Regions from separate parts of the Homo sapiens genome. Here region 2 is linked to region 1. Evidence: chromatin contacts called from ENCODE Hi-C data. All regions are on one chromosome and are shown on one strand. Each heading gives the region's core, a stretch centred on a gene start or an enhancer-like site at or near the end of the contact. The rest is flanking DNA. Distances are from core to core; before and after follow the strand shown. Region 1 holds the start of HOXA7 (homeobox A7). Region 2 holds the start of TRIL (TLR4 interactor with leucine rich repeats).

Region 1 (5,019 bases), core at 503-3,002:
TTTATTTCCTTCCAGAAGGCGATGCGACTGGGATTATTTAGGTCTTTTCTTTTTGTCTTACTCCCTCTATTCTCCATCGGAGACAAGGTATCATCTGATCCGCCATAAAGGCGTCCCCGGATGTTGTCCCTCACTCCACACCCCTACCCCCAGGCTTCCGTGGCCCGGGAGGAGACAGCCCAGCGCCCACCTGCCCCACCAGCCCCCGCCTTCCTACCCAAGCCCCGGTGGTTCACTGCGCAGGAACTGGGGCTCCGTGGCGTCCCGATCTGAACCCTCCCTCCACCTTTTGTATTCCTGGGGCCCCCTGAGAGGGTGCGGTAAACGGGGACGGCCTGGACCCTCTGAAAGTGATGGGAAGTGCTCAGTACACAAGGAACTAAACTCTACAATTTACAGGAGAATTTCCGGGGCAATTCCATTGTGAGGTCGGGTTTATGGTGTGTAATCGAGCTGAGCAGTAAAAGGTGGCCGGGCTTCCAGCGCAGCCGGGCAGTTTATGAGGCGTTTAGGGGAAGGGTTCTCCCCACCATCCTCCACCGAGCGGTGGGCGGCAGGGGCTTCAGCTGGTGCAACATGGTGCAGGGGTCGGAGGCCTGGAAGGTAGGAATTGGAGGCCTGGATGGGAGGAAGTGAGACCACTGTGCGCTCAGCTCCATGTGAGCTGGTACTTGGATAGGTGAAGCCTCCACAGCTGGGTGGCCTTTAGGGGGTGGTTTCCCCTATTTGTTTTCGGTGTCTTCAAAAGAAAAGGAAGTCCACAGTGGGTTGCAGTCCCTAGACGCCAGAGCCCCCTCTCCAAATCCGCTCTAAAGCATGTATTGTTCCCAGGCACCCCGGCCTACCCCAGAAACCTTCCAGTATTGGGAGTGCCTGGAAGGGTGCAGGCCCGAGATTTTTCCAAGCTGGGGGAAACAGCCCTGGCTCCCCATGCGCCAGAGGGGAACCAGAAGTTGTGGAAAGGACAAAGGAATCTTTAGCAATTTATCGGACTGCTGGAGCCAGCCAGGTGCCCAGGAGCGAAGGCACAGAGCCTGCAGCACTACAGCGTCCGGGAGGAGGGAGGGGAACCCCACGTTAATAAATCTGTTGGCAAATGAGTCTCATTAATAGATAAATATTTCACTGCTTCCTTTAGGGCGGATAAACAGTGTGCCTCCGATTAAGGAAAGGAAGCTGGGAGACGTTGACTTTATTCGAACCACATGGCTCCAGTTTGCGGTGGCAATCTCTCTGCAGCTGCAAGAGATGCTGCGCCTTCCCCGTCTGGATCCGAGTCTAAGTCCGGCCTGTCGCCCACTGGACCTGGGTGAGAGAAGACTTGGGCAGAGTCGATCTGCTCATAGCTGAGTCCTGCCCACAAGGCCACCGCGGGGCAGGCTGTTGCGGGGGACAGAGACCCTTCCAGGGTCTGGGCAGGCGGACAGGAGAGGGATGGGGAGGATCCCAAGCTTGGTCCAGGGCTCACTAGCAGGAGTCGGCGGGGGGGCGGGGTGGGGGGTGCTGCGTGGGGCCGGGCCGCCTGGCGTCCGCAGACCCCAGTGCGGAGGTTGGCCGCCAGCTGGGCGCTCCCGCGGAGCCTCCAGGTCTTTTTCCGCGGGACGCGCCAGGCCCGCCGGGCGCGGGCGGATTCTTTGGCCGCATATTTGAGCCTCTTGCCCTTCCATTCTAGGCGGCTGCGGGCCCTGCGGAGCGAGACCACCTGTGAGGACTGCTGAGATTGGCGGAGGCGGTCATGTGGGCGGTCACGTGCTGCGGCGAGCTCCGTCCAAAAGAAAATGGGGTTTGGTGTAAATCTGGGGGTGTAATGTTATCATATATCACTCTACCTCGTAAAACCGACACTGAAAGCTGCCGGACAACAAATCACAGGTCAAAATTATGAGTTCTTCGTATTATGTGAACGCGCTTTTTAGCAAATATACGGCGGGGGCTTCTCTGTTCCAAAATGCCGAGCCGACTTCTTGCTCCTTTGCTCCCAACTCACAGAGAAGCGGCTACGGGGCGGGCGCCGGCGCCTTCGCCTCGACCGTTCCGGGCTTATACAATGTCAACAGCCCCCTTTATCAGAGCCCCTTTGCGTCCGGCTACGGCCTGGGCGCCGACGCCTACGGCAACCTGCCCTGCGCCTCCTACGACCAAAACATCCCCGGGCTCTGCAGTGACCTCGCCAAAGGCGCCTGCGACAAGACGGACGAGGGCGCGCTGCATGGCGCGGCTGAGGCCAATTTCCGCATCTACCCCTGGATGCGGTCTTCAGGTAGGCGCAGTCGCTAGGCGGGCCAGGCTGGCGGAGCGGGACCGGGAGCGGGGAGCGCAGCGCTGGGGAGCGCGGAGCGCGGGGCGCGGGGCCGGAAGAGCGGAGCCAGGCTGTTGCGAGCCGGTAGCCCCGTGACTCCCGGCGCAGCCTTTCTGGTTTTAATTGGAGCGGAGGCGCCATTGCGTGGAGCCCATAGCATTGTATGTAAATGAGGCTCATAAAACTTTTTATGGCCCAATTAATGGGTTCGATCCTCGTAAATTTATTTAACTCCATTTGTCTTGGAATTTTAACATTAAGTTTGTTCGCTATTCTGTCTCTCTTTCTCCCTCCTCTGTCACCCTCCCTCCCTTTCTTCTTCTCTCTCTCCTCATTTTCCTTGCTGCCTGACATTTCTTTCTCAAAAGCTAGGAGAGCCAAGCCCTCCAGGGCCTCTCACCCGACCCTGTGCCAGGGTCCATTTCAAGATGGGGGCGAGGGAATGAGGACAGAGGGTCGGGGTGCCCTAGGAAGGTCCTGGGGATGAGGGCTCAGGCTGCTGGGAAGAGTCGCCCACTTGCCTAGCAAGGCAGGGGAATGGCCGGGCTCATCTTTGAATGGCAAAAGTGCAGCGTTTCCCACTTGCTCACACTCTATATTTACAGTTTTCCTTTGTCAGAGGAAGCAGGACATTGTGGAAGCTTAGCCGGCTGGAAAGGTCGGTTGTAAAGTTGAGATTCTGTGCCTTTGCTCATTACAGAGCTGCCTGCGCGTCTGGCACTGCAGTTGGGGTCTTTCCCTAACACTCCCCCTCCTCCCCTAGCTCAGTTCGGGGCCTGGGGCAGAGGGGGATGCTCGCTGGGGACTAGGCCAGGAGGAAGGTGCGGGCTCTGGGACAGCAGCCTAACGAGTGCCCTGTCTACTTGTCTGTCCTTGTGTTCATGTGTCTGCATGTCTGTTCTCAGGACCTGACAGGAAGCGGGGCCGCCAGACCTACACGCGCTACCAGACGCTGGAGCTGGAGAAGGAGTTCCACTTCAACCGCTACCTGACGCGGCGCCGCCGCATTGAAATCGCCCACGCGCTCTGCCTCACCGAGCGCCAGATTAAGATCTGGTTCCAGAACCGCCGCATGAAGTGGAAGAAAGAGCATAAGGACGAAGGTCCGACTGCCGCCGCAGCTCCCGAGGGCGCCGTGCCCTCTGCCGCCGCCACTGCTGCCGCGGACAAGGCCGACGAGGAGGACGATGATGAAGAAGAGGAAGACGAGGAGGAATGAGGGGCCGATCCGGGGCCCTCTCTGCACCGGACAGTCGGAAAAGCGTCTTTAAGAGACTCACTGGTTTTACTTACAAAAATGGGAAAAATAAAAGAAAATGTAAAAAACAAAAACAAAAACAAAAAAGCAACCCAGTCCCCAACCTGCACTCTACCCACCCCCATCACCTACTCCAGCTCCCAACTTTTGTGGACTGAGCGGCCGCAGAGACTGGGTCGCCTTGGATTCCCTCTGCCTCCGAGGACCCCAAAAGACACCCCCAACCCCAGGCCAGCCGGCCCTGCTCTGGCGCGTCCAAAATACTACCTAGCACAGGCCTCTGCTCGAGGCACCCCCAAACTACCTATGTATCCAGCCCCAGAGGGCCTCCATTCCCAGGAAGTCCCTATGTATCCCAACACTGGCAGACACCCAGCACCACCCTCCCAGACCCGCAAGAAAGTGAATCTCACTACTACCTACTCCCCTAAAACTACCTATTTTGTGCTGGCTGGCTTGCCTGCTACCTAGTGCCGACTGCTCCCAGGCAAGTCCCCTGCTGCTTACAGCCCGCAGCTTTTGGGGTCCCTGAGGCTGCCCTGAGAATGTGCTGAGGTCCAGGATCAGGGTATTGGCATCTATTTAAATCGAAAAATAATATATTTATTCCAAAAAGCATCCTAAGTGCTTGCACCCTAGAATCAATCCCTCCTTCTCTGGCTTGGCACCCACAGCTCAGGCCCATCAACCCCCACTTCTGGAGGGGAATGTTCCTGAGCTGGCTGCAGATCTGTGGGTTAGCTTCTGCTTAGCAGGACTGTGGAGATGCTTCCAGCTTCGCTGTCCTTTCCTCTGGCTCCTGTATCTTACTGTTCAGCTGTGTTAAATATGTACGCCCTGATGTTTCCTATAATAGCAGATACTGTATATTTGAACAAGATTTTTTTTTATCATTTCTATAGTCTTGGAGTTCATTTGTAAGGCAGTGTCTTGACTTGGAAAGGATGTGTTAATGGGGTGACTTTGTAGCATGGTATGTTGTCTTGAGTTAACTGTAGTGGGTGGGGAGGTCCAATGCCCTCCGCAATGCCCTTCATCTCCTGTGTTGTCCTGTACCCTGCTCAGCTCCATCCTGGGGTTCAGGGAAGGCACACTTCCCAGCCCAGCTGTGTTTTATGTAACCGAAAATAAAGATGCGTGGTGACAAAGAAAAATGTGGACTGCCTTATCCAGAGGGGACTGGGAAAGGGGAGGTGAGTATGGCTGGAGGGCAGGGGGCAGTGGGGAAGCAAAAGTGGGGTGGCTGTCCTTGTGATGGTCCAAGTGTTGGGTACCCATGTATTGGTGTCATGTATCTTTTTAATGTATTTTTATGTGTGTATTTGTATGAGTATGTGCTTATTTTTCTGTGTATGTATTTCTGTGTGTGTGTTTTTACCTAATTCCACAATTGTATATATTTTGGTGTCCATAATTGGGTGCATGTGTTTTTGTGTGTCCATAATTGCATGTCATTCTGTGC
Region 2 (4,755 bases), core at 1,462-3,961, 1.8 Mb before region 1:
TACACACTTGTGGCATGACTGGCCACTAGGAAAACAGATGTGAAGGCAGCCTATATATACTTAGGCAGTTACACAGGGAATTCCAGGGTCTAGAGAACTCTGAGTAGGAAGCGGGGTATGGGTGTGCACATCTCCTTTGAGGCCTGAAATCCTGCTCTTATTGGAAGGTGCACAACCAGAGGAGGACTGGAACACAGCCCTGTAAAGCACAAGGTCCACAGACAGCGCCCACATTGGCCTGGTTGAGGAGATGCATTCACAGTATCTACAAGATGCCTATGTGCGTGGTATAGCTGAATGCCTCAGTCTGGATGCTCTATCCACACATCTCACACCTATTGCTGTCACAGATTTCAAGGACCTAGAAGGCAAGAACTAGGAAGACAACATTTTTTTTGTATAGCACCTACTTTGTTTATTTAGGCAGAGATTCCTCTTGAGGTTGTAGTGCAAATATGATTACATCAGCTACCTGCTGAAATCCTTAAAGGGGAATAAAGGAATATTTATTTCAAGTCACTGTATAAGCTAGGGTGTATGATACTGTTAAAGAATAAGTTAATAAAGCTCACCCTAAATATGCAGACAGAAGATGTGGAGGTTTCTAAATCCCTCCTTGCATGTGTCCCCAGGCTTCTCCTCCTTGAGCGTCTGCTCACCTTCCTCTAGGTAATACCACTCACCCCTCAAACTCAGCACAGGTTTCCCCTCTTCTAGACGCCTTCCTCACACTCTCAGGCCAGGTGCTGCTCCTCAGGACTATCACAGCTCCACCCCTCAGCGCTCATCTCCTGGAATTATCATTGACTCACCTCCCTGCAAAGCCAAGGTCCCTGCTCACCCACGAAGTCACCACTGACTACCCTGCCAACGATCTCATCTTTCTCTAAATTCAGAACTTCCCTCTATCACTTGACTATATTAATTGCTAAATGGGGCAATTACTGTGAAACATAGAATTATTAAAAATCATTTGTCACCCTGTGTGGTGTGGCTCATACCTGTAATCCTAGCACTTTGGGAGGCCAAGGTGGGAGGATCGCTTGAGACCAGGAGTTCGATGCCAGCCTGGCAACATGGCAAAACTCCCCCTTTATAAAAAATACAAAAATTAGCTGGTCATTGTGACAAGGGCCTGTTAGTCCCAGCTATTAGGGAAGCTGAGGTGGGCAGATCACTTGAGCCCTGGAGGTCATGGCTGCATTGAACGGAGATTATGCCACTGCACTCCAGCCTGGGCAACAGAGTGAGATCCCACCTCAAAAAAAATAATTTTTGTTTTTGTGGTGTTCTCTATTACTGCCTTATATTATTATCTAACCTTTCAATGCATTCATTGCCCTTCCCACTAGATTGTCATTGTCTTCAGGTGAGGATCTGTATCTTTCCTTTAATTTTCCACATTGTTGCAGAGTACGTCCTCAAAACTTACGTTTTCTCAACACCTTGGATAGGGGAAGGGCCCTTATTTTTTAGCAAGATGGTTTATATAAAGAAACAATAATTAATAATTAACAACTCCTCCTTGTGTATTCTCATTCTCAGCAGGGGCTGATCCCAAAGGAGCCGTTGATTAAATGCTCCATTCCCTAGAGATAATAAATAATAATGCTTCCCCAACTGAGCCAGGCCTGAACATTTTTGGGCCTAAAGACTTTGAAGATCACTGCAAGTCCAGGCGTAAAGCAGGAGGGCCCTGCAAGGAACGTTTACCTTAGGATCTGTGAAGGTTATTATGTATGTGCACACGAGCAGAGCCTACCCCAGGGGCTCTATTACTGTAGGAGAGTTAATGCGACTGAATCACCAAAATGTGGCAGAGACACTTTCATGTTGGCAGAACCAGTTCTGTGATTTCTTCATGTTCTAGCCCACAGCAGGATGGAGTAAATACTCCCTTCAGACACCTAAAAGGGGGTGGTGCCTCTCCTCAGCTACTAGTCCAACGACGTCAAAACCCAAGCAGCAACTGTCAGACTGGGTTCACCTACCCCCTTCTGATGGCCTTCTGCAGGCAACCTTGTGCTCCCCCAAACTTCCTGTAGAATGCTGGCGGACTCCGTGCTGCCCAAACTTCCCGCAGGGTGGCACCTGGAAGAGCAAGTGACTTAACAACGAGGAAGGCCAGGCGCGCTCCCACTGCTCAGAAGCGGCTGGTGTACTCGTCTAAAATAAAAAGGTCTCTGTCTGCAAATCCCGTTTGCTAGCCCGGTAATCCTCCCCCGCCCCCGGCCTAGCGTGTCCGGCCCGTACAGCTGTTTTTAATCCCTACTTTTCTCACTTGGCATCCCGGGCCCGGGCTGACCAGACGCGGAGCCACTTAGTGTTTCCTCCTCCCCCTGCCGGGGTCTGTCCTCCCTCTGCCGTCTCCTCTTTCTCCGCCTGCGTCCCCGCGGGCAGAGTGTGGGAAGAACGAATTTCCGCCCCGTTTGCTCTCCGCTCGCAGACTTGGGTCCCTTCCGGACGCAGCCCGCGTGCTCCCCGAGCTATTGCACTGGAGCCGCCCTCCCCGTCCGGGACCGCGAGCGAGAAGGTGCCGTCTGCGGGGGCCGAGCAGCCGGGGCTCTGCTGCCAAGCCGCGCCCCGCGAAGCTCTTGGAACGGCTCCCGCCTGCAGCTGGGGAATCCACTCGGCTGGGAGAATCCGCGCCAGGGAATCCAGCTCTCCGGACTCAGCTGCAAACAAAAAGCGCCGGGTCTTGCTCCCTCCTCCCGCCCGCCGACGCGCACCCGGAGAAACAGTTTTATACAGAAATGCAACAAGTAGTACCCGGGGTCTGCAGAGCGCCCCGCGCCGCCTGACTTGGCCGGGCGAAGCCCGCCTGCAGAGACCCGGGCCGGCCTCCGGACAAAGGACGGAGGAGGGGCTGGACGGCGCTGCGAAGTCCGAAAGAGGCCATTTAGCGACTCTGGCCAGGCTAAGGGGAATGCAGAGGAGACACAGAGCCGGCGGGCCAAGAGGACGATCCGGCCGCTGCACGCAGGGCGGGAGGCGATGGAGGCTGCCCGCGCCTTGCGCCTCCTGCTCGTGGTGTGCGGCTGCCTCGCGCTCCCGCCGCTGGCCGAGCCCGTGTGCCCGGAGCGCTGCGACTGCCAGCATCCCCAGCATCTCCTGTGCACCAACAGGGGGCTCCGCGTAGTGCCCAAGACCAGCTCGCTGCCGAGCCCCCACGACGTGCTCACCTACAGCCTCGGCGGCAACTTCATAACCAACATCACGGCCTTCGACTTCCACCGTCTGGGGCAGCTCAGACGGCTGGACCTGCAGTACAACCAGATCCGCTCTCTGCACCCCAAGACCTTCGAGAAGCTCTCGCGGCTGGAAGAGCTGTACCTGGGGAACAACCTCTTGCAGGCGCTCGCCCCGGGCACGCTGGCCCCGCTGCGCAAGCTGCGCATCCTCTACGCCAACGGGAACGAGATCAGCCGCCTAAGCCGCGGCTCCTTCGAGGGCCTGGAGAGTCTAGTCAAGCTGCGGCTGGACGGGAACGCCCTGGGGGCGCTGCCGGACGCGGTCTTCGCTCCCTTGGGCAACCTGCTCTACCTACATCTGGAGTCCAACCGGATCCGCTTTCTGGGCAAGAACGCCTTCGCCCAGCTAGGCAAGCTGCGCTTCCTCAACCTCTCTGCCAACGAGCTACAGCCCTCCCTGCGCCACGCGGCCACCTTCGCACCGCTGCGCTCCCTCTCCTCCCTCATCCTCTCGGCCAACAACCTGCAGCACCTCGGGCCGCGCATCTTCCAGCACCTGCCACGTCTCGGCCTGCTCTCGCTCAGGGGCAACCAGCTCACGCACCTCGCGCCTGAGGCCTTTTGGGGCTTGGAGGCCCTGCGCGAGCTGCGCCTGGAGGGTAATCGGCTGAGCCAGCTGCCAACTGCGCTGCTGGAGCCTCTGCACAGCCTGGAGGCGCTGGACCTGAGCGGCAATGAGCTGTCCGCCCTGCACCCGGCCACCTTCGGCCACCTGGGCCGGCTGCGCGAGCTCAGCCTGCGCAACAACGCGCTCAGCGCCCTATCCGGGGACATCTTCGCCGCCAGCCCAGCCCTTTATCGGCTGGATCTAGACGGCAACGGCTGGACCTGCGACTGCCGGCTGCGAGGCCTGAAGCGCTGGATGGGCGACTGGCACTCGCAGGGCCGGCTCCTCACTGTCTTCGTGCAGTGTCGCCACCCCCCGGCCCTGCGAGGCAAATACCTGGATTACCTGGATGACCAGCAGCTGCAAAATGGATCCTGCGCGGATCCCTCGCCCTCAGCTTCCCTGACCGCTGACCGCAGGCGGCAGCCCCTACCCACGGCCGCAGGGGAGGAGATGACGCCACCTGCAGGTCTCGCGGAGGAGCTGCCGCCGCAGCCGCAGCTCCAGCAGCAGGGGCGATTTCTAGCTGGGGTGGCCTGGGATGGGGCCGCCAGGGAGCTGGTAGGCAACCGCAGCGCCCTAAGGCTGAGTCGGCGGGGCCCGGGCCTCCAGCAGCCCAGCCCCTCCGTCGCTGCCGCCGCGGGCCCGGCTCCACAGTCCCTAGACCTGCACAAGAAGCCCCAGCGGGGCCGTCCGACTCGGGCAGATCCCGCCCTCGCGGAGCCCACCCCAACGGCCTCTCCTGGCTCTGCGCCATCGCCCGCCGGCGACCCCTGGCAGCGCGCGACGAAGCATCGTCTGGGCACGGAGCACCAGGAGCGTGCCGCCCAGTCCGACGGTGGGGCCGGGCTGCCGCCGCTGGTGTCCGACCCATGCGACTTCAACAAGTTCATTCTG

The links. A loop is a pair of places that touch in the nucleus more often than their neighbours do. Pooled maps may share reads with other maps.
Region 2: a pooled map shows a loop between it and region 1 (8-fold over the local background). The contact joins the promoter of TRIL here to the promoter of HOXA7 in region 1. A Hi-C loop is called at or near these places in 2 of 37 single-sample maps with no recorded cell type and 6 of 50 pooled maps.

Annotation. Positions count from the first base shown.
Region 1 is chr7:27,153,408-27,158,426 of GRCh38, reverse strand. HOXA7 (homeobox A7) reads left to right here and starts at 1,752. Exons shown (of 2, transcript NM_006896.4): 1 at 1,752-2,260; 2 at 3,205-4,711. The coding sequence starts at 1,882. The coding sequence ends at 3,518. HOXA-AS3 (HOXA cluster antisense RNA 3) reads right to left here. Exons shown (of 3, transcript NR_038832.1): 3 at 2,499-5,019. RefSeq lists an enhancer at 3,324-3,908.
Region 2 is chr7:28,956,286-28,961,040 of GRCh38, reverse strand. It overlaps TRIL (TLR4 interactor with leucine rich repeats), which reads left to right and starts at 2,711. Exons shown (of 1, transcript NM_014817.4): 1 at 2,711-4,755. The coding sequence starts at 2,995.